Regions from separate parts of the Mus musculus genome. Here all the other regions are linked to region 1. The links are chromatin loops, found by intact Hi-C in ENCODE. Cell type or tissue: gastrocnemius. All regions are shown on one strand.

Region 1 (8,000 bases):
CGGGCTGGACTGCTGGGCTGGGGGCTGGGCAGGTGGGGGCGCGGTGCCGGCTGCGGGCTCGGGCGGCTGCAGCTCTCTGCTCACTGTCGGTAGGTAGAGCGCGCGCTCTCACTTAGCTCTTTCCTCTAACAGCCCAGGCGAATTCCTCAGACTCCCGGCGGTGGCGGCGCTTACACGCGATTCGCGTTCATCAATCCACGACATGAAGACAGGCGAGCGAGCGAGCGAGCGAGCGAGCAAGAGAGAGAGAGAGAGAGAGAGAGAGAGAGAGAGAGAGGGAGAGGGAGAGGGAGAGAGAGAGAGAGAGAGAGAGAGAGAGAGAGAGAGAGAGACTGGGGGAGAGGGGGTTCAGGGCTGGGGGGGGGGACCTGGAGGAGAGGGAGGGAGGAGAGGCGAGGAATGGGGGTGTGGTGTGTGTAGGGGGTGGTGAGCCAGCCCTAGCTAATGGACAAGGCCAGCTTTTCCAAGGTGTGCACTCTAGTTTGAAGGTGTTCCCCCTTTTCTTTCCTTTTTGAGAGATACCTGAGCCATCAGGTCAACTCAGGTTACCTCAACAGGTAGAGGACCCCCAGGAGGTGAGAGTTAGTAAGTCAGGGCTGAGCCTGCAATCCAAAAGATGAGTTCTCTGAGGTTCCTTAAGTCTGAGGACTCTGAGAAGCCCAGCATGGTGATCATGTACCCCAAACCCTTCAGCCTGCACAATCTCCAGCCTCTGGTCTCTCTTCAAGGTCTGGAGCTGCTCTGTCATTTTTATATCCTGGGGACTCTTGTCTCTTGACTGCTCTTGGGGGGCACTCTATATGCCTCAGCATGACCTATAGAAAGCAACCTCTCCAAGGAGTAGGGAACCCCAATAGGCTTGGCTGGGAGAACCTGAGAGCAAAGCTGTTTATGGGGACTCAAAGGAATAGTTTGTGTGCCCAGGTTTCTGTCTAGCCCAACTCAAGAGATTTCATTTTTGGAGATTACAGCTGGACTGAAGGGTGCAAAAGAGTAGACCTCTTACTGGTTCTCATAAACCACCATCCCTTAGGAAATGCCAGCTCAACCTAGAGGGGCCCTCAGGATTCCCTGCACACACAAGCCCTTCTCCAGGCAGGCTGCCCAGGCCAGGATGTGGAAGGGAACTGTCAACAGACACTCTTTAAATATTTACCCACACTTTCTGGGCGGGGGCAGCATCCCCATGCCCAAGACTGGACAAATTCAAGTTAATTCTAATGGAAAAAAAATAACCAACACCCTTCTCTGGCCATGGTGTTTGCAGTTATGTGGGCTTAATTCAGAGAGAAAAGAGAAGAAAGCATAAGAACAATGTGTGCGTGTGGGCTATTGTGCTCATGAAGATGAATAAGAATGATTTTTCCCCCTGTCTTCTTCCTCTACAGTATGTGAGGCCACCTTGGAGCACACTCCAAACACACACACACACACACACACACACACACACACACACACACACTGTATGTACTGTATGTATGTATGTATGTCTCTTTATCCCGGGATAAAGAGACACACCAAGTGCTAGTTCATTTTACACTACCCATACTCATTTCTGGAAGTGGCCACTCTGACTTACAGACCTGTACATACATATGCACACCAGGCACATTCACATAGTGCTTGATAAACATATACATTTGTAGGTTTTTGTATCAAGAAAAAAAATCCATCTGATCTGCCCACACCCCACATCCTGAGGTTTGCAGGTTAGGCAAGGAAGGACTTGGTTAGAAAACCAGATCTTTTCCTTTCCTTCTGCCCATATGAGACAACTCTGGGCTGGCTCTAGTCATCAAAGAAAGAATGGCAGGGCAAAATAGGATAAAAAGAGCAACTCTCCCCTGTCCTTCTTTTATTTAATTAATTATTGGGGAAATGGATACTCTTAGCCAGATTCCTAAAGGTGATTCATTGGTGTCTAGGCAAGAGACCCTATTAGAATCTTTTGCATTTAGGGAACTCACCACTAATGAACTTAGGAACTGCCCAAACTCTTGGACACAGAACTTGAGCTCTGAAGCAGCAGAAGAGAAGGGTCCAGAAGTGCAGTAGGCTTCAGGTCTCACTAGAGTCCAGAACATTGGGGGGGGGCACCCCAGAGCATCTCCTCCCCTCTCCCCCCCCAACCGCCCTCCCCTCACCGCCAGAGCCTGCTGCATCTTTGACTCCAGCCTTGATCTGAGAGATCTGAGAGACTGCTCAGTACAGAACTGAACAAGGTGGATTCTGGGTTCCTAGCATCTGACACGGAGGACTGTCATAAATACTTTCTCTTTTCTGACTGGAAAGAGGAGCCTCAGAGGGTCCAGATCCTCTCTGGGGCCTGTGCCTTATCTTTTAGGGGGTGGGGATCTATTTCCAGGTTTTATGGTGCAGCAAAAAAAAAAAAAAAAAAAAAAAAAAACCACAACCTGCTACAGAGCTATTCTTCTGGGCCTTTGTGTCTTGGAATGCGACTGTCCTGAGCATGCGACTGCCTGTCCAAGAAACTCATCAGTCCTGTAAACCTTGGTCGGACTTGATTTCCCCTTTGGGGGCTTGTCTCGGCTTTTGTCTGTCTGTCTATCTATAATCTATCTATCTATCTATCTATCTATCTATCTATCTATCTATCTATCTATTTTCTTTTACACCTATCTGCTTTATTTTGCCCTCTGAGTCTGGAAATAAAAGAACTGCAAGCAGCCATTCTCGCGGCTGCTCTGTCCCACTGCCCAAGGCCTGCACCGCCCTCTTAGGTACCACGGATTTATGTTCGTTTGTTCGGGTCATTCCGCCTTTTTGTGTTAATTACTTGCTCCTCACTTATCTCCACAAGCGATTATTTTTGATGCCTGCCCTCTTTCGTCTCCCGAGCTCGCCGGTAGAGTGAGGACCCATCTCCTGCTGCCACTCACGAATTATTTACACCTCGCAGGTGAGAGGGTTGATTTGTTCAGAGGCAGTGGGGCCGAATCTGGCAGAAGCCAGGGCCTTTCTGACTGAAGCTTCCACTCTGGCCAGAAATGTCAGCAGGCCAAGCCGGTCGGAGGGCACTTCTGCCTCTAACATTGAGCAACAGCGCCACCTCGCGTTCACTTGTTCCAATGCAAACTGGTTGGAGAAAAGCCAGCAGAGATCCCAGGCTGAGCCGAAGGCAAGTTGGGAGAAAGAAGCCTCTAAACAGCTCCAAAGGAGAGGGATTCCCGGAAGGTAGTTGCCTCTGTTCTTTAGTTCTCTAAATTCTTGAAATAAACCTTGAGAAGGGTTCCACACTGTCCTCTTTTGTTACCCTCCCTTCAGGAATAAAGAAACATTGCAAAGGAATGGCCAGAATCTCCTCCACTCAGGCGTTTTTCTAGTCTAGAAAACCCTTTGCGCACGCGGATGCACCACTCTATCCGAAGCTCCCAGGACCTCTGCTCCTGGCACGTACCCTAAACTCCCAGGCCCCCTTATCCTGATGCACAGTTTATTTCCGCTGCTGCCTGCAAGACTTCAGAGTAGGACTCTGACTGTTCCAGGCTGCCCCCACTCCCCAGTTTGTAGCCCATTCCTTGAATGCTCTTCACCTCTCCCTCTCAGCCAGAAAGATCCTGATCTCCGTGGGCCATAGACAAAACATTCCTATAATCCGATTTCAAAGGAAAGAGTGTCCACCTTATTTAAACCATAAAACAATTAAGCCCAGACGTCTAGCCAGCTCTGCACTGCTGTTTTGTTCAGCCCCATTCAGAACCTAGAGCAGGGAGACAAACAGGGCCATAAAAGTGGCATTTCTGGGCTACGGAAATGTACCTATCTGCTGCCTTCCCAAGTGAGACAACCTTTAGGGTTTTGTGATTCCGACAAAGGAGCAGAGGAGAGGTGGGAGGGAAGATGAGGGGAAGAGGGCGTTTGCTAGCCTCTCTCCTAGCCTGCTTTCATTTCTCTCCCCAGCTGTGTGTCATGTTGTTTTAATTCATAAATGGTAATGAATAAAATCGAATCTAATCCGGACCTGGAGGCTGGAAACCGAAATTAAAGAGTGGACCTACTCTAAATCCCATCATTTACTGGGGTCCTACAAACTCTGAGGTCCTCTTTCCTTTCCGTAGCAGCAAGGCTGGCTCTGGAGGGTAGGTTTCATAAAGCAGGGCAGGCTGGAGGACTCAGAAAGGAGGCTTCAGGGCCTTGGAGCAGGGGTGGAGTGGAAGCCCGGAAACAGCACTGAGCTTAAGAAGGGAAAGAAGCCGGCATCCTGATGGTCCAGACTGTAGGAAAGAAGGGTGTCTTGGCTCTCTCATCAAGTGCAGAACTTAGGCCAGGGTTACAGAATATCAAAAAGGCCAAAGGGAAGAATGAGGTAGTGAGAAAATATATACAAATGAATTACCTTCCCAAAAGGAGCAAGGAGTTGATGCTAAGAGAGGTGGGGGCAAGTCTATTAAGCAGGAAAGAGTGAATACATTAAAGGCTGATAAGTTGTTGCCACTTGATTGGAGGGTCCAGCAATATTAAAGAAACAAATCTTCCAATCCTTCTAATTGGAAGAAGAGGGTAGGAGACTCAAATAATGGGGCAGAGGTTGTCCATACAAATGTCCACCAATCCTGATGAGATGAGTTGGATGGAACAACACAGAGGACAGCCCTCCCCACCCCAGTTATATTCTTTTAGGTGGTGTCCTCCGGGTACTCAGAGCAACACTCTGTGTCCTTGGAAGAGTGGACAGCCCAAGATATTAAAGGGCTATATTTCAAAGTCTAATTTTAATAGTTTCCAGATTGGGGGATTTCTGAGAAAGGGGGTGCTGGGCTGAGGCAGACCCAGTAACTATGTCTGCTTCTGATTAGCCCATGAAAACTGTTAGCTCCAGAGAAGGAAGGTTCTAGAGAAGGCTATAGTGCAGTCACCCAGCCCTACCAGGCAGTTAGCTACATATCAACACCTCTGTGCTTGGGGTCCTACAGCCACCAGAGAGCACCCCATTCCTAGCTAGTCCCTAGCCGGCTCCTTGGAGCCTGGCTTCACCATTCCCTAGCAGTACTGCTTAGGTGACCTTAGTCACCCTGATCATTCATCAACATTCAGATTTTGGAGGGGGGAATAGAAGGGGACAGAAGTGAGAAGATCGGGGATGAATTCATTAAAAAGAAACTAATTCTGATTACATTGACTTTGCTACCTATTTCCTCTTTTCTAATATTTTCTCATGCCTTCCTTCTTTACTTCTTCTCCACCCTTCTGTCGTTTTTTCTTGCATTTTCATTTCTTCCTTCTTCCTCCTTCCCCACTTCTGATTCAGAACTTAGTGCCGGTCCCCTCAGTGTTTCTTGAGGCCATGGCCTTTCCTCCTAGCTGACCATCCCACTACCTTTCTTTTTCAGTCAACCCTGAAAGCACCACAGCACCAAAAACAACCAGGCAAGAAGCCAGTCTGGGCCCTCACCCAGCACCCAATTTTCATCTTCACCTATCTCTTCTCTCTGATCTCATGTACTCATAAATTATTACAATTAATTACAGCCAGCAAAATCATTCAAGCAGTGCTCCCCACACGCTCCATCAAGCCACTAGGAAACTCATAGGCAGCCAGCCGGGGCAGGCACAAGGAGGCCTCTGCCTCAGCAGCCTCCACCCCTCCCCTAGAGCCCCCACCCCCCATTCTGCCCTGCCTGAAGAGAAGCTGCAGGCATTTGCCCTTCCAAGGTAGAGGGAGCCCCTTCTCTGGTTCCAGTTTCCCTTAGAGGATTTAAGCACTTGCCTCTTCGACAGAATCACAAGGAATAAAATGATGAGAGCTAGATGCGAATGCGTTTCTTTCTTTTTTTTTTTTCCAAGTGACTTAGATATATTAACAGAGTTCTACTGTAACAAACAGAACAACATTACAGGACGACGGACGATGGGGAGGGACGCTGGGTTAAGAACACTGCTCTGTACATGCCTGAGGCAGCAGCCTGCATTTGCAGCCTGATCCAGCCAGCAGCGCAGTCCGGCCCTCAGCTCTGGACTGGGGATCATCATTGTGTGTCTTTTTGTATGAAATCTGCCCGCAGAGCGCCCAAGGCCCAGGAAGGAATGGCCCAGACCAAATATGAGAGAGAGAGAGAGGGAGAGAGGGAGAGAGGGAGAGAGGGAGAGAGGGAGAGAGGGAGAGAGAGAGAGAGAGAGAGAGAGAGAGAGAGAGAGAGAGAGAGAGAGAGAGAGAGAGAGAGAGTTTTTCAAATACTGGCTTCTCTGAAGAAAGAAGGAAAAAAATTCACATTTGTGTGTGTCATTTATTTCAGTTGCGCTGGGGAAGAGAACGCAGTTTCTCTCCTGCCTCCTCCTCGATGGATAGAACTAACTCTAAACACCAATTTCTCAACACTTAACCCTCCCACATCGCAAGAGTTTGCATTTTTCCCCTTCCTTTTTTTTCTTTTCTTTTTAAGACGGTGGGCTTTTCTCTATCTTGTTCTTTCCTTTTCTTTTCGTGCTTTCTCCCGCCTGGGTTGGGGCATTTTTTGTGGGGGTTTTTGTGTTTCCCTTGGCTGTGCCGAGGCAGCAGGCTGGGGCAGGGCTTAGGATTGTTCCTTGTCGGTTTTCTCTTTATTCATCTTTTTCATCTTCATCCTCCGGTTCTGAAACCAGATTTTGACCTGCCGCTCAGTGAGATTGAGAACACGGGCCACCTCGTACCGACGGTCCCTGGTTAAATACATATTGAAGAGAAACTCCTTCTCCAGTTCCAGCGTCTGGTACTTGGTGTAGGGGCAGCGCTTCTTCCTTGTGGAACGGGCGTGGATCCAGTTGGCCACGGGGTTGCCTGGAGGGACAAACACGGGCAAGGGTCAGTAAAGTTCCCTTCCAGCTCAGGACCTCTGTCATCCCACCCTAGGTTTAGTCAAGCTCCCCAAACTCAATAATTGAACCTGAATTTGGACACATTTTGCTTTAGGCATCTCCTCCTTTCTCTTTTGCATCCAGCCCCCTCCCTATATCCCCTCCCTGTTCAGCTTCCAGCACCTAAAACTGTAGTAAAATTTAAGCTACCAAAGCTCCCACAGTCTGGTCCTTAGCTTCAAGAGTAGTAATTCGAGAATATCCTCATAAAAAGTCCAAATTCCCAACCATTTCATAGGCCCATAAACGCTTCCCTCTCTTGTTTTTTATTTTTATAGCAAGGTCCCTCTCCTCCCCACCTCCCTCCTCCTCTGCCCCCTCCCATCCTCACAGACACGACCAAGTCCTGAGAGTCCCTGAACCCTCACTTCTTTCCAGTACCCATCTCCGGCTCAGAATTCAACCCTGCTGAGGCGAATTATTAGGGTGAAGTTATCAGGATGGGGAAAATCTTCCCCTCTCCTCACAGAGCTGCTGGCCTTGGAGAAAGGCTCCCTCATATGTTGGACTCCAGTGCCCCCCTCCTCCAGCCAGCCCCAGGACAGCTCTGCAGGAGACAACCCTCCAATTTCAGGTTTATGGGAGTAGCTGAGAGCAGGGAGGGAAGGCTTCAGAGGGGTATAATTAGGCCCTGGCCCCTTATAGAGCTAGAGGAAAAGATTTCCTGAAGTCTCCTCCCGGGGATCCCCCAGACACTTCCTCTCATCCAAGGGACTGTACCCCTCCCCTGCTGTTTCTCCTTCTTCCTCTCCCCCTTTCTTTGACCCTGCAGCTTACACCTGCCCCCACCTCTTTACCTAGTCAGCAACCCCCCCATTCTATGCAACACTCAGAATTCTCTCTCTCTCTCTCTCTCTCTCTCTCTCTCTCTCTCTCTCTCTCTCTCTCTCTCTCTCTCTCATATCTGAAGATTCTTTCCTTGTTATATATATTCCTGATCCCCATTTACAACTCCTTCTCTCCTGTGGACACTTAAAAGTAGGTTTTCAAGTTTAAGGAAACTCGGACCTTACTTCTCCTCCACTTATATCTGGAAGTCCTGACCTAAGTTTCTAGGCTGTGCACCCCCAGATTCTTCTCCTGGGGGAGAAGTCAGTGGACCTTCTGTTTTATTAACCCCTAGTGGGTTGAAGACTACCCACTCTGGC
Region 2 (8,000 bases), 190 kb before region 1:
AAGCACGCAGGACATGGCCTCGCTCAATTGTTTATTCATTTCTAAATACCACTGCGTTCGAAATTCCTTTTCTGTAGAGGGATCAGGGCCAGTGGAGAATCCGTCTCATTCTTATCACAGCCTTTCCTGGGATCCCGGAGGGCGGGGCGGGGGAGGGGAGCAATTGGATGGGACGAGCCTAAGGACCAGGTGAAGCTGGACAGCCTACCTGCCAACAGGCCGGGCTCTCAAACCTAGCTCCTGCAGGAGAGGCTGCCACGCCACACTTGACCAGCAGGGGGAAGCAGATGCCCGGCCTGTAGCACCCAGAAGTGGTGTGCCAGCTCGGCTCCGCATTGGGTGGTTAGAGCTGAGGAAAGCAAAGGGAGACCAAGGCGTGCGAACCGCAAGGTCAATGCCCTTACCTCTGAACCTCTGTGTACGAGAGTGAGGTAGTTTCCAGGTGAAATGCACAGAGGTCACGTGTCTTAGAATGCACCCAAACGCCAAGTCATCATTTTATTATGGTCAGAGGGGACTCAGATTGTCTGATGGTCCAGTGCCTTAATCTTGAGATGAGATAGCTGAAGCTGGGGGAGGTCAAACGGCTAATCCAGGCTTGCAGCAGTTTGTGTATACATCCCTGCTGCCGTTACTAGTGAGGTCGGTGCATCTGTCGGTATGAAGCAGCCTGAGAATCTACCCCAGGGTGCCTGCTGAAGGTCCTGCTGTCCTCTCACTGGTAACTCTCCTGCCTCTGCCTTGACCTCTCTCTTATGGTTCAGGTGAACCGACTACATGAAGGCTAAGCACTTTCTTCCCTTGACTCCAGTGTTGGGAGCAGGGCAGGACCTCTGGTAATAAAAATGTAAACCTTGCTAGGTGTCGTGTTTCACACCTTTAATCTCAGCAGCAAGGGGACAGAGATAGGTGGATTCTTGTGAGTTCAGGGCCAGCCTGGTCTACATAGTGAGTTCCAGGATTACATAGTGAGACACACTGTTTTGGAAAAGAAAGAAAGACAAATCTCTCTCTCTCTCTCTCTCTCTCTCATTCTCTCTTCATCATCATCATCATCATCCAGATTGGACAAAATCCACCATGTATCTGAAGATGACCTTGAATTTCTGGTCCTCTGCTTCCATGTCTCTTGCTTCCACATCCCAAGTGGACCCACGTGTACCATTATGCCTCACGTGTACCATTATGCCTGTGATAGAATTTAGGGTAGAACCCAGGAATTCGTACGTGTACTATTCAAGCACTGTGCTGAGCTCTGTCTTCAAGCTAAGAGCCACTATTATTCCTTTCATTATTATAGCTGACACTTGTACCAAGATGATTGCCACACATATCACACCATTTAATTATTCGATCCCTCAAGAGCCCCACAGGGAGGGCATTTTGACCACTTGCCCTCCACACACAAGACATCGAGGCTCAGGAGGGTCAAGGGTCTGCCCTGAAATCACACAGCCAGCCAGCAACCCTAGCTGCCCTAGCTGAGTACCAAGTTCCAACCACACAATGGTGCCAGCCACTTGACAACCTACCCAGGTAGACTCTAGAATGCTCATCAAATGTCAATCACTTCTCATTCGCTATTGCCCTGAATCTCTAGCCAATTCCTGTGAATACGTTGCAGCGGAGGGAATGGAAGCTTCAATCAATAAGCAGAAGGGATAGGGGCAGGAACAGGGATAGGGCCAAGCCTCTCAGCCCGGCTGTCTGGCTCCAACTTGCTCCAAAGTCTGCCTTTACCAAAGTCACAAGCACAGTGATGTAGATTCAGAAACAAAACCTGGATTCCTAGAGGACCCAGGTTCGATTCTCAGCACCATGTGGCTACTCACAATCATCAGTAATTCCAGTTACAGGGGATCTGATGCCTTTTTCTGGTCCCCATAAGGTATGCAGATAGTGTGCAGAGTTACAGGCAGGCAACCCACAGTCAGTCAGTCAGTCAGTCAGACAGACAGACAGACAGACAGACTTGCATGTTAGTGTGCAGAGTTACAGGCAGGCAACCCACAGTCAGTCAGTCAGTCAGACAGACAGACAGACTTGCGCGCACACACGCGCGCGCGCGCGCGCGCACACACACACACACACACACACACACACACACACAGACACACACACACTGGATTCCTGGCCTTTTCGATGCTCTTGGTGGTCCCTGGTGTTCTAGAAAGGCAGGCTCCTAGGCGAGGCTAGACAGAGAGGTCATTGGAAGCAGGTTGTCCTCCTTCCATCTTCTTCCGTCTTGGTTTCTCCTTTTGCTTCTTCCACACTTTCTGCTGTGCACGTGTTCTCTGTCCTCTTAGCCTGAGCATCTCCTCTCATCTCTCGGCTTTCCAGATGAGCTCTAGGCCACTTGCTTTTAGCCTGTCTGGACCAGCTTGTAAGTGTGCCTTTGAATGACACTGGCTGCCCTGCAGCAATGCTCAGGCCTCCTGAGCATACTGACCAGAATGATGCCAGCATCAGCTTCCTGCAAGAGAGCTTCAGGGCTGCCAGGCTGAGCAGGCAGCTCCTAGAGAGGATCGGTCACATCCAGGCTGGGAAGGGGATGAGTTCCCTAGCCCACCTCTGCATGCAGCAGCTAGGCACTGTTGCCTGCTCCTGCCTCAGTGGAGCTGGCCAGCCCAAACTGAGAGAGAACTGGGACCCAGGCCTGTTCCAGATCCTGGGGACATTCCACTCCACAGTATCTGGGAGCTCTTCCTGTGGCAGATGCTGGGCTGGGCTCAGACTGGAGGAGCCTCTGGTTCTGTGGACTGAAAGGGGACCTGGACAGGGGCTTCCACAAACAGAACTGGGGGCAGGACCAGGGTCTCTGGAGTCAGGACAGTTCATGTTCCCTCCCTGGCAGGTGGAGTCCAGCTTGGTGGGGGCCTGGCCTTGTTTCCCTTCCTGCATCAGCACAGGCCATGTGAGTATCCTTGGGATGACTTATAATTGGGTGTGTGGGAGGGCGTTAAGATCCCAATTCCTGAGTTCTGAGGGGTAGTTCAGGAATGCAGAGGCCTCTGACTGCCCTTAAGGCTGAGGTAGCAAAGCCCCCTCCTCATCCCCAGCATGGGTAGACTTGTCAGTCAGTTCATATAGGGAACCAGTGTGGGTGTTCTCAGGCTAGGTCACCTCAGGACATTTAGGGGCCATCCCTAACCATTTCCACCGGAGATCCTGTCCCATCTACGGACTTCTCTCTTCTCTGCCGTGTGATCATCTCTTCTCTTCCTTTTCTGTCACACTGTCATGCTCAGCTTTCAATTAGCTAATGGTCCCCCGTCCCCCCGAAAATGTCATCATGAGCCCTTTTCTGGGAAATCCTCCCTGTGGTCTCTCTCAAGTCTCTCTTCCAAAGCAGCCCCTATCCCAATTCATCCGGCAGAGGGGTGTCCTGTGACTGTCCCAGCTCAGTCTGATATTGCCCTGTCTCTTTCACTCTCTTGTGCTTACTTCTCTTTCCTCTTCAGAGTTCCAACATAGTTTCTCTGGCTTAAAATGGGGTAAAAGGCTAAAATAATCCTCACAGTGAAACCCTCTAGGTTAGATATCTGGACTGACTTCCAAATAGTCCAGGAGAGTAGTCCTAAAGAGTATGGCTCCAGGGGAGAAATGGTCTCTGGGGTAAAGCCCTCACCAGGTTCCTTCTTGGCCCACATTTTCCCACCCTGTCAGGATCCTTGGCCTTTATCACAAGTGCTAGAAATGATGCAAAGCTTGAGGTCTCCTCAGGGCCTCACCAGTGTTACAGGCTCCCTGCCCTTGCCCTTTATCCTGGTCTAGGACTTGTAAGTGCTGTTCTTCATCTACTCAGCCATCTCTTTAGGACCAATGGAGTCTCTGGAGAGCTACATGTGTGGGGAGCCCTGATTGTGGGGCTAGCCTGTGCATTCGGTAGTGCGGGAGACAGAACATGTCTGAGTGGCTCTTACTTCAGCCTCTGGCCTCTGTTTCACCTAGCCTTAGCTGTGTCCAAGACGAAGCATTACAGAGCCCAAGCATGCGATGACACGAGGGATACTAGCTCTTGATGGTTCACTGATCTCCTGCTGTCTGCTTGTGGCCTCAGGCCAGCCTGACTGATCACCAGCACACCCACAGGGTGCTAAGCCAAAGCTTGCAGATTACCCTGCCTTGAAGGCACAGTAGAAGGCCTTGAGTCTTCACAGTCTGTCTATGATTCTTTCTAAGGGTTACTGGGATCCCTCTCCCAAAGATCTCAGCAGGGGAGAGATTCAGAGGAATAGAACCCATTGTATGCCTGAGCCTCACCCTTACCACATGCTGAAGCCTTGTTTGTTTGTTTGTTTGTTTTTTAAGATGAACATTTTCTGTGTAGTTGTGGCTGTCCTAGACCATGATGGCCTTAACTCACAGAGACCCATCTGCCTCTGCCTCCGAAGTGCTGGGACTAAAGGACAGTACCAAGTGGGACTTTGAAGTGGGACTTGGACATGCTGAACTCTTAGAACTGTACAGTGTGCCAGATATGATACTTTCAGCTTGTAATCCCAACACTTGTAAGACAGGAGGATTGCAGCCTACTCCTTTGGCTTCAGTCTCTCTCCCTCAGGGCTGGAGTCACACGTGTGAGGGAACCATCCAAAATCAAATCTGATCTCTTTGGATGGATAAGGAAACTGAAGCCCAAGAGGAGACATGCCAAAAGCCGGTGGCTATGGAAATCCAAGGCATTAAGCCTTGTTCTGCCTAGCCTGACCTCAGAGCTCAGTCATCTCCTTGCAGCTGCCCAGGCCTCATAACCAGGCTGGGTGCGTATGGCGCCTCTGATCCTGCCCTGAGCAGCCACAAGGGGGCTCTGGGACCAGCCTTTTTCCTTCTGGTGTCTGGTGCTTCGAGAATCCCTGCGAAGCTGGCACGCAGAGCTAGTTTCTTTGCACCTTGGGTTACCTCAGCTCCTGCTCCGGTAGCTGCCACCGAGGGGCCTGTACCACTCCGGACGCTGTTAGACTCATGCAGACTTTGACTTCATCTTACTATCTCAGAATCCTTCCCTTGTCTCAGCTAGCTAGTCCTTCCAGTTGTCTACCTTCTATTTCAACTGCAACTGGGGAAGAAAGGAGTTGGTGGATGCTGTCTCCTCCTCACAGTCCTCCTGATGCTCCTCCTTTGTCCTCAGCTGGGTACTCGTCTTCCTCCTCTCCTCATCTCTTCCCACTCCCATTCCTCCATCCAAGACTGAAAGCTATTCTTCTCTTGCCCACCATCATCCCCCAGAGCACTAGAGTTCTGGCTCTGCTCTGTCATTGCGGAGCCTCGAAAATAGAGTATCAGGAAAAGATGTAAGCTATGCACCAGGAAGGATGAGCCCATGAGTTACAAGGTTTGGCGAAATGAAGGAGGCAGAATGCAGGAAAGCAGCTTGTTCCTCTGGAGCCAGGCTCTGTCTCTGTGGGGTTAAGGAGAGCACTCTGTGACCCACTGGCTCCCACCTATGTCCCACCTATGAAGCAGAGGGGAAGTGGCAGTCCATTTACCTGCACTACGCATCTTTGCGCCTCGGACAACAATGGACACGCTGGTGCTACAAGCGCCTGAGCCTTCTGTCAGGGTTAGAGGAAGGAAGCAGATTCCGTAGTCAGTCATTCCGTGTGCCTTGGAGGCTCAGATGGCCAGATAGAGCCCGCAACCTCCCACAGAGGGGTGGGCAGGCCTGTTTGTGCCCGGGGGCTACACAGCCTCACAACCGGACTGCAGCACCCTAGTCCCAGTGAGGTGACAAACCTCTGCCTCCCCTTCTTTTTCCCAATGTCGGGAAGAGGGCAGAAGGGAGATGCATCCATTTCTCCCCGGCAGAAAAACTGGCTAGGTGTGTGCAGTGGCTCACACCTGTAATTCTAGCCTTAAGAGCTGAGGCTGGAGGATCACTTCAAGTTCCAGGACAGCTGAGGCCACACTGGGAGGCCCCATCAAACAAACAAAGCCAAAACCAAACCAAACCAAGCCGGAAAACAAGAGCAGGAGTGACTAGGCCCAGCTGGATTTGCTCCAGCGGGGGTCAAGGCTCACTCTTCCCTGATTCCCAGCTCAGCTGACCCAGCCCCCAGGGCCCCGCCCTCCAGTTCGGCCCCGCCTTTTTTCTCCTTGCTTTGGGTTCTGCTGCTCTTCCTTGCCTTCCTGGCCCACACTCATAGCCCTAGTTTCTCGTTCCTTTCTTCCACCTGGCCTGCCCTTCTATGCTTCCTTGTGCAAAGGGACCATTTAGGAAACAAGAAGGCGTCCCTCGCATTCCTTCCTGACCTCCTCTGGGGTGCACCCCTGCTTGGTACTTGGAATGCTAAGAACATCTGAGTCTCATCTCTAAGTGTGTTCCGGGAAGGTTGAACAGGATGTGCGGCCTCTGCCTGGTGCTGGGGGTAGTGGTGTTAGGGAGGAACGTCAGGGAGGGCTTCCCAAGAAAGGTGACTATTGGTTGGGTTTTGAGGGATTCGCTAGAGTTTACTTGGTTCATAGTGGGCGTGTGGAGAAGACAGTCCTACTGGAGAGACCACCATGGGTTGGTCTATAAGCTGTGCAAACCCTGTGTCGTGTTGTCCTCTGGTGACAGGTCAGACAACGACGGTTTTAGATGTCATGGAGAGGCTAGCTCTTGAGGTTTGTGTAGAGAAAGCTTCATGGAAGAAGTTAGCTGCGGTTGGGCTAAAGTGTGTGTGTGTGTGTGTGTGTGTGTGTGTGAGAGAGCGAGAGAGAGAGAGAGAGAGACAGACAGACAGACAGACAGACAGAGACAGAGAGAGCGCCAGGGTCATAGAGGACCTGCCTTGAAGCTCCGAGGAGGGGTGGCTTTAATCTGCGCAGTGTAGTGACTCCTACAGGATCCATTGGGTGTCTTTCTCACGGCCCGCCCTGCCCTTCCTCACCTCTCCTGGGCTACTTGGGCCCAGCTGAAGTTCAAGGCAAGGTGGGGTTTGGGGGTAGACTGCAGAACCGGGGGGGGGGGGGGAGAGGGGGGATGAGAACTCGGACATGCAAATGAGATGCAAATGATGCTCGACCACACCCACCCTCTGGGGCTCAATGAGCCACACCCGTGCCTCCTAGTCGTTGAGAGGGGCAGCCCTTGGCCTTTTCCAGCCCCAGACGTGCCTTGCGCCCTCCTGCACTGGCGGAGTCCGGGGAGATCCCTACGCTCGCAGAGATGTCTGTTTCCCCGAGCCAGGGCGAAGGGCAGGCCATGAGGTGCGGAGACTGGGCCGGGTCACAGACAGGGGAGACCGGAGGGCAGGCGCGGTGAGCTCGGAGGCAAAGACCCGCAGGATAATGAGAGAGACGTAAACTAGCGCCGCAGTACCCCCAGGGACCCGGCCACATTCCTGCAGAGCCTTGAGTGACATGGGCAGGCGGGAGGGCTCGCTCACATGCCCGCCGGCGGACGTGCAGCTGTCTCTGCCTCTCGGCTGTCTGCCTGTCCCCAGCCACAGTCCTTTTGTCTGTCCAGTGCTTTGTGTGTTTCTCCCTTTGTCTGCCCGCTTCTTTCCCATCCCCCTTTCTTCCTTCTCTGCCCGCTGTCTGTTAGTCCAGACATCGTTGTCTGTCCCTGCTCACTGCCTAGAGGCCCTGGGCCCTGGCCTCGTTTCCTGTCTAGTTTGGGTCTCCATTTTTTCTTTTCTAGGGTAATAGGCAGCCGTCTGCCTTCTATCATGTTTGTAAAACTCAAGAATGTGGGCAGGTGGCTGTACTTGGATTGCTCTGACATTGTAACAAAGGATTTAAAGCATGTGAGAGGTGACGTGGCTCTCTTCCAAGGACAAACAAGAAGAAAATGCAGCATGAGGCACAATGGTTAGATATTCAGAAGGACTTCCGAGAAGGGAGGCGCATTAAATATTGGAAGAGGTCCACAGAAGAGGTTAAACGACCACCACCATACTCTTCAGTAGGAGGATGGGCAACAAAACCTAACCACTTCAAGAAAAGGCAACAGGGACTTGCACAGGGTACACCCCACCTACACAAGCTCTCACGTTGAGAAGGGGCATGCGGGCAAC
Region 3 (8,000 bases), 130 kb before region 1:
TGGGCTCTCCCTCCTATGCTTTCTCCCCAGCCCAGATAGGACTTAACTTTTCCAGGTCCTTGCTTTCACTGAGTATTGCTGGGGGTGAGGCATGGCGTGTTCACAGAGTGCCCCTGGGCTGGTGCAGGACTTCAGTTGCGACTGCAGGATCCAGTCGGTGCTACCTTGTCAGGTGATCCAAGGAGCTCAGCAGGAGTCAGCTGGGTTTGGTTGTATCTGGAGATTGGTGGCAGTATGGCATCTCTTTCTCTGGTCCCAGTTGAGGGGCTCCTTCACTCATGATGCTAGACAGGACTCAAGAGCAAGGCAAGTCAGGTGTCTCCTGGGTATAAAGTGAAACCCAGAACTATGCCCGTGTCCCCTGGAGCTTCTGTGGGATTTCCCCTGATGCAGAGGACCAGGGTTTCCATGGCCATGCATGCACACATGTGTGGAGCTGTCAGGGTGTGGGTTTGTAGGGAAGGGAACAGTAGTGAAGACACAGGTCACAGGGAACAGACCCCATGTCTGGTGAGAGAAAACTTAGGAATGGCTCAAAGGTATTCAGGGAGAGACAGAAGAGTAGAAACAATGGTTTTAATTCAGGAGGGTTGTGTGGAGGAGGAGAGCTGGCTTCAAATTGAGAATGAAAGACATCAGCAAAGAGAATGCTTGAGACGGGGCAAGCACTTGAAGCTGAATCAGAAGACTATGGGATCCCAGTTGACAGCTGCTTCCAGGGTTCTTTCCTCCTTGTTTGTAAAGAGGAGATAAACGCATGCGATAGTCCTGATTTTATTAAAAAAGCGCTCTCTCAGTGTGTGTGTGTGTTTGTCTGTATGAAAATTACTCTACAGGAAGCTACTTGGGCCTGAGATTTAATATATACAAACACTGTCAGCTCCTCCCTTCACGTGACAGAGCAAATATTAATATAGCTAGGACAGCAGTCCAACATTAGGTCTGCCACCAACCAGTTCATTCAAGAGGCCTCAGTTTCTCCTGAATCAATCTCCTATGATAATTTATAGAATTCAAGGTCCTTACCAGTGTGGGAGAGGTCGTAAGTTCCAGGAGTCTCCGAGGACTCTAGGGAAGGGCAAGGGCTCCTTGGTGGGAGAACCAGAGGCTTTTACATGACTACGGATCTCAGTCTTTCTAGACCAGACCCCTGGCAGGAAAATGGGCATGTAGCCCACCCCTTGCACAGCCTGTACACCAAGGCTACATTCCCTTCCCCCTTCCCCAGCCACTCAGGATGGAGAGGGGGGTGCCGAGGGGGTGGGAGCCCCCCCCCCAAGTGGCTTTGAGCCGGAGCACAGCAATTACGCAGGAGGATTTATGTCCCTCTGCCTTTAATCGGAAACTCCGTGTCAAGAAGAAAAATCTGCACTGTCCTCTGGCCCAGCTTCCTGCTTTATCATTATTATTGCAGGAAGGTTGATTTGGAAACTTAAAGAAAAGTGGGGTTGGGGGTGGGAGCCACCCGGGAAGGGGAGGTGCGGGGCACAATGATGGCCTTCTTACTGTTGGCCCTGACTTGCCTCTCTCTATTTCCAGACCCTCACTGCCAACAGATGAAGCTGTGGACCATGGTTTAGACTCCAATATCAAGGCAGACTGGAGCAGGGCCAGGGTGCCTGCAACCTCCTTGTCCCTTTCTCCTGGACACCTCTGTCCTTCACTCTAAGCCTCCTAGCTATCTCTTACTGCTATAGACCCTTCTCCTGCGAGATCTCAAACTTTCAGAGATGAGAGACTTTTATCATGGACCCAAGCAAACAGGGGACTCTTCTGCAGCTGTTTCTTTTGTGCAAGATTGTGGGGTGAGCTGTGGCCTTTTAAAGCAAGACCCAAGAACATGACAAAGGACAAAGGGTGAGGCAGTATCTGGGAGTTCTGAAGGGCAGGCTAGAAACTAGAGGGACATTAGGAAGGGCCAGGGCTAAGTGTCCCAGAAGCCAGAACATTGGGAGCCGGGGCGATACTGAGAAAGAGAGGCAGGGCTGGCAGTCACAGGAGATAGCTAAGGTAGGAGGGTCTTGCATAGAGATTCCAGGGCCATGTTAAAGGGAAGGAGAAGTCAGGGGCTGGGGGAACTCTAGGGGAGGAGAGAAGGTAGACTGACCAGACTGGGCAGACAGAGGCTCTTACAAGGATGCTGTGAAAGAGTCTGTCTATTGGTGTGTGTGTGTGTGTGTGTGTGTGTGTGTGTGTGTGTGTGTGTGGCTGGAATCTGCCAAGGAATGGGTATTCTGGCAATGATGGAGGGGGAGGGTAGAGAACAGAGGAACAGCTGGTGGCTGGCTTGTGTGTGAATGTGTGGTGGGGGACTTGGACCAAGGATGCTGGAACCAGTTGCTGTGGTCGGTAATCCTCCCACAAAGAATTCTCCTGGCTAGTCTCTGCTGAGAGGAGCTGCGCTTCCCTCAAAGCACCTTATACTTTGGAAGCTGTCATCTGGGTGATGGGGAGAAGTGAGTCCCAGGAAAGAAGGTCCCCTTCAACCCCCCTGCCCTCCAGGATTTCACTCTAACAGATGGGAAGGGCAAGGATCAGCCTTTGGAGTCAGTTCTCAGACACCGATTCCCTGTGCACACTTCTCAGGGGCCCAGGTTTTACCCCTGCAGCAGGACAACAGCAATAGTTACAGGTCAGGGTGTTACAAGGTAAGCATGATTGTATCCAGCTTTTGAACCTGTCTTGGGACAATTCCTGTGTCCTACTAAATTTCTTTAATAGTATGCATGAGTCCTCCTCTTCTGATCCTCACAACTACTTCTTGAGGGGCTTAGGCAGCTGATATCCTCATGATAGAAAGCATAGCACAGAGGAGCTGGGTGACTTGCCCAAGGTCACACAGCACATCCCATGAGCAGCCAGATGAAGCCTGGGGGGAAGGAAGGGTTCATGATCTTCCTTTGGGTCACCTCTCTCCATGCAGCACCGGGATACGGGGTTAATTTTAGGGCATAGGAAGATTGGAAGCTGAACCACTTCCGATCTTCCTGCAGCCTGGGCTCTGTGCCTCCTCCCCAGCTCCATGAGGTTTTATAGCTGTTTATGAGCAATTTCTGCCCGTATATCACTGGAGATATATGGCCAGGCAAATATTAGGGACTAGAGTGGAGGTTTTAAGAGGCACATTTTATTGCTGCTGAAAGTAGGCATGATAGACAGCCCGTGGAGACCTACCTTCTCTGCTGCCTGGCAGTGGCCGGGTGGTGGCAGCATGGACTGGAGTTCAGCTGAGAACCAGCTGCCAGGCTCGAGTGTATGCTGGCACTCAGAGGTGCCCTAGTAAAGGGACAGACACACTGAAAGGACAGGCTGTGTCTCTCAAGGAGTCATGAAAGTAGGTGTGGGTGTGGGGGGTGCACACGAGGTCAGAGGGCACAGCCTGGCTTGGACAGAACTCTCTTCAAACCCAAGTGGAGGACTTGGAGTTCCTGAGGGTTTCATTCACAGAAATGCAGATTAAGTCAAGACAAGCTTGCTGGGGCTGTGGTATAGCTTTAATCCCAGCACTAGGGAGGCAAAGGCAGGCAGATATCTGGGTTCAAGGACAGCCTAATCTGCATAATGAGTTCTGGGACAGCCAGGGCTACATACAGAAGCCCAGTCTTGAAAACAGACAGACAGACAGACAGACAGACAAGCTCAAGAGAGAACCCTGACAAGGCCAGCCCCTGGGGAAAGGCTGCACCTTTATCTTCGTTGTCTTCTATGAGAGTCTTTAAGACTGTTATCTCATGAAGGAGAGCCCCCTCCCCAAACTGCCCCAGCCGGAGGTGACTGGGTACCATGACCTCGTCTGCTCTAGGCTCCTGTTAGGAGACCCTGGAGGGAAATATCTACTCAAGCAAGCCTGCCCTGTATGGGCTGTTCATGCTGGGGAGCAAGGAGAGGCTTCTTGGTTTGCAGCATATGGAGAGAAGATGTTCGGGGGAATCCTCATTCCTGATTTAAGCAGCTCCGACAGCTTTATGGTGCCTCCTTGAGTGAGCCCCCAACGTTGGCCGTTTAACTTTTTAGCGTCGTTTAACGCTTAGGCTCCAGCCGACAGGCAGGCCTCTCGGCCCCAGAGGCAGATGCACTAAATCAGGACACTCTGAGGCCCCGATAAATAATTTTTACAGGGCACACAGCCCATAGATCACCAATGGGGGAGGGGGAGGCTGTGATATTTCAACCAATCGTCATATGAGACTACCCCATGCTTTGACTCCAGATTGTCCACAAGGCAGTTGGCTTTATAACAGAGGATCCCCGTGAGGGGCTTAGGGAGATGGACCTTGCACAACCTATCACCCCCATGGCCTGGGAGTACGGTGTGTAAGTAACTCAACTTGAGGTTAGCCAGTGAACACCACTGTCCTTCCAAGCCTGAGGAAGAGAATAAACACCCTGCAGCTAGAATGTCACTTTTCAAGCTATACTGTCCTGGTCCTCTGTCACTGTGGAACCTAAGGACTCACAAGAGACCAGCACAGGGCATGGAACTGGAAGGAGGGCCATACAAGGCCTGGCAAGGTGGAAAGGTGGCACTGAGATCAGGGTGAACAGAGACCAGGCAGGCCCCTCAAGCTATTTAAGTCTCTAGGGAAAGAAACAATGGCAGAGACCCTGTTGGGAGTATGGAAGAAGAGAGCCAGGTAATTAGAGGGATAGAAAAATGGATATGAGAGAGAAGATATGTGAAGATTAAGACAGAAAGAAGGGGGCTGGAGAGATGGCTCGGTAGTTAAGAGCGCTGACTGCTCTCCTGAGTTCCCAGCAACCACATGGTGGCTCACAACCATCTGTAACCTGTTACAGGATCCCATGTCCTTAGAGCAACAGTGTACTCATATACATAACATAAATAAGCAAATCTTTTTTTAAAACGACAGAAAGGACAAGGGAAGACCAGTTAGTTACTGTACAGGAAATGGTCTTTCTCTGAGGCCCGGTGCCACGCAGGGAAAAGAGAGCTGTGTCCGAGGCAGGCTGCCCTGCTGCACCCACCAAGGCAACCTTCTGCGGTTCCAAGCTCGGGCTTCCTCTTGTTGGGTGCCCCTCCCTCCGGTGCCCTTGCCCCGTCCCCTCATCTGTAAGGTCCTGAGATTTGCTGGGACACTTAATCCATATGGAGCTGATTCATTCCCATCTAAATCATCCCAGCGAGCTTCTCTAAGAGCCCTCTGATGTGCCAGCCACCATTGCTCTCCCTGGGCAGCAGCGGGCTGGGGGCTGCCAGTAAACAAACCTCCGCCACCATCCATCCATCCTGGCTCTGGCCATCAGTCCTGCCAAGACCATTCATCTCTCCAGCTTTCCTCCCCACCTCCTCCAGCCCTCCCTCTCCTCTCAGTCCCTCTCTGGGTTCCCTCCCCATCAGGCCTTGGCTAGAGTCTCTGCCTCTCCTCCTTGTCCCAGAAGATGTTAAAAGGGTCTTCCCAGCCATCCCCCTTAGTGTAGCAGAAGCCTTACATTACTTCTGGTCCAGCAAGGTGAGGTTTTCCTGGTTCATTGCCTTCCAAGAAGAGAATCGTTCCAGTCTGATTTACTGTTCAGCATTGATGTTCCAGGGGAGTTCTTTCTTCTGTCTACCTTACTGACTTGTGATTCACACGTGATCATATGTCTGGATGGGCATGAGGGCAGGTGATAAGGTCCCTTTCTTCTTCCCTTCCCTTCCCTTCCCTTCCCTTCCCTTCCCTTCCCTTCCCTTCCCTTCCCTTTTCTTTTCTTTTCCTTTCTTTTCTTTTCTTTTCTTTTTCTCTCTCTGTCCCTCCCTCCCTTCCCTTTCTTTCTTTCTTTCTTTCTTTCTTTCTTTCTTTCTTTCTTTCTTTCTTTCTTTCTTTCTTTCTTTCTCTTTCTTTCTTCCTTTCTTTCTTCCTTCCTTCCTTCCTTCCTTCCTTCCTTCTTTCCTTCCTTCCTTTCTTTCTTTTCCTTTTTTTTGAGACAGAGATTCTCTGTGTAGTCCTGGCTGTCTTGGAACTTGCTCTGTAGACCAAGCTGGCCTTAAACTCACAGAGATCTGCCTGCCTCTGCCTCCTGAGTGCTGGGATTAAAGTTATGTGCCATCACTGCCTGGCCAAGGTGATAGGGTTCTACTAAAGTTTTGGAGCCTCTGATATTTACAACATGGCCCTCTATGAGTTAATGTGCTATTTGGGGTACAAGCCCAGTGACATAGACAGCTCTCTCCTCTCTTTCCCTGAGCAAAGTCCCATCCACTGCCAGAGGCACACAGTGAATGTTCAGCATTTATGATCTTGTTAGTGCCCATGAGTGTAATATAACGTAGAGCTTGGAAGGTTTTCATTGGATCCCAGAAGGACAGACTGCAGTACTTCAGTCCAACCACGCTTGTAGTAAATGCACAAGAAAGTTTCTCTCATTTCTGCACTCCTTTCAATCTCCTGTTTATTTTTATTTTCTCTTTTCTATCTCTTCTTTTCTTTTGAGACAGGATCCCGTGGTATTGTCCAGGCAGGCCTTGAACTCCTGACAATCTTGTGGTGATGGATCTTCCTGTCTCAGCCATCCCAAGGGCTAGGATTACAAGTATGCGCTACTATGCTCCATTTATTTCTCTCATTCCCCACTTCTCCTTTTTTGTCTCTATGGCCTCAAACATGGTAAAAAAGTCTCTACCAATGAGCTCTGGAGCTCCAAATAAGCAGATGACATAGCTTGTGCAAAGTACCCTGAATCCTGGTGGCTGTAGGGTGGAGGAGGATGAGCTCGGTGTGTGGGGCCGGCTTACTCCGGCTCTGAAGTAGAATGACTCCATTTTCGGGATCCCTTTATCCATGGGCACTGGCTTTAACATTAACAGGGGGAGCATTAACAGGGGGAGCATGGAAGGCAACCTGTTCTTGACTGGGTCCTTGTCACTTCCTAGCTCTGCCAGGGGCTGAATGGTAGGGGCTCTGGCAGCTCATCAGGAAAGGAGATAGAGTGGTTTTTATAGCCTCATGGGCTTAAGCTCTAAGACCTGCAGTTCAGGAGCTAGTCTGGGTAGTGAAGGAGGCATTCCATAGATATATGTCTCTATCTTGAGCCCCTTGGCAGTAGTAAATGGGAGATGCCAAGGAGAGTGAGGTACACAAAACTTTCAAATGCCCCACTGGCCATCCCTGCCACAGAGACACCAGGAATAACCCCTTGCCCTGGACAATATTTCACTCTGCAGCCCAAGCTACCTAAAACTCACTGTGTGGCTTGGGTTGGCCTTGAACTCATAAGCACATCTGTTCTTCAGTTTCTGGAGTGCTGGGATGATAGGCATGAGCCACTGAGTACCACTTGGCTAAGCTCACTGGCTGGGCATTTGCTACGCCCCAGACCTGAGCAGGTCAGGTGGAGCACATACTGTTGGAGTTGTCCCCTCCTCCTCTGGCTGTAGGTTCCCCTGTAGAAGTCATTTTGAGTGCACAGAAGATGTGGGGCCTCCAGCTGCTGTCCAGCTGTGAAGGTCCCTTATAGGCCCCTGTTCAGAAAGAAGTATGGAGAGAGCGGGGGTGGGGGTGAGGCATGGCTTAAGAATGATGGGGTGTTTCTTAGCTCTCTGAGCTCAAGACATATGGGGTATATAAGACCAGGCACAGTGAGAATTATTGCCTACTGAAGAGGACGTGGGGGAATATGAAAACATTCAGGTAGAGGTACCCTATTCCTTCCACCCATCACTATACCACCCAATCTATCTGTGCCAGGCTGGATAAGAGGGAGGTGAGAGGCCACCTGAAAACTAACTGTCCTTCAGGACTCATGTGATTCCAAAGTATGCCTTGTCCTGACAATGCACGGAGCAGGATCTGTGGACTCAACAGCAATACTATAGGAAAAGGGCATGGAGCTGTTTCCACCTCCCTGATTCAGTCCAGTGCCCACTTTCTTCCAACATTTGTCATACCTGGTCTAGCACTTCACCCACCTTCTGGCCCACTGCTCAAGGTGCCCCTAGTGCCCTTACTTCTGGATGGTTCCATTCTATGTCCCCTTTGAATTCCTCTTCTTGTACCATACTC

Evidence for each region. Peaks named below come from ENCODE experiments on the same cell type or tissue, not always from the same donor. Only the 100,000 strongest peaks of a DNase experiment are listed, where the experiment ranks them.
Region 2: a loop joins it to region 1, with 4 times the contacts of the local background. A loop is called at or near these places in 42 of 42 quality-filtered maps.
Region 3: a loop joins it to region 1, with 3 times the contacts of the local background. A loop is called at or near these places in 8 of 42 quality-filtered maps.

What each region holds. Positions count from the first base shown.
Region 1 is chr15:102,982,670-102,990,669 of GRCm38, reverse strand. Hoxc9 (homeobox C9) reads right to left here. Exons shown (of 3, transcript NM_008272.3): 3 at 6,226-6,775. The coding sequence ends at 6,531. Hoxc8 (homeobox C8) reads right to left here and starts at 131. Exons shown (of 2, transcript NM_010466.2): 1 at 1-131. In gastrocnemius, a CTCF peak has its summit at 3,085; a DNase peak (open chromatin) is centred at 3,060; H3K4me3 peaks cover 2,334 bases; H3K27ac peaks cover 2,330 bases.
Region 2 is chr15:103,169,517-103,177,516 of GRCm38, reverse strand. No RefSeq gene overlaps it. Among named protein-coding and RNA genes, the nearest start is that of Smug1, 10 kb to the right of the region's middle. In gastrocnemius, a CTCF peak has its summit at 4,782 (motif pointing right); DNase peaks (open chromatin) are centred at 280 and 4,795; H3K4me3 peaks cover 1,410 bases; H3K27ac peaks cover 3,391 bases.
Region 3 is chr15:103,116,832-103,124,831 of GRCm38, reverse strand. It overlaps D930007P13Rik (Riken cDNA D930007P13 gene), which reads left to right. Exons shown (of 7, transcript NR_045743.1): 7 at 1,540-1,762. Among named protein-coding and RNA genes, the nearest start is that of Gm28876, 16 kb to the right of the region's middle. In gastrocnemius, a CTCF peak has its summit at 3,198; DNase peaks (open chromatin) are centred at 2,254 and 3,231; H3K27ac peaks cover 337 bases.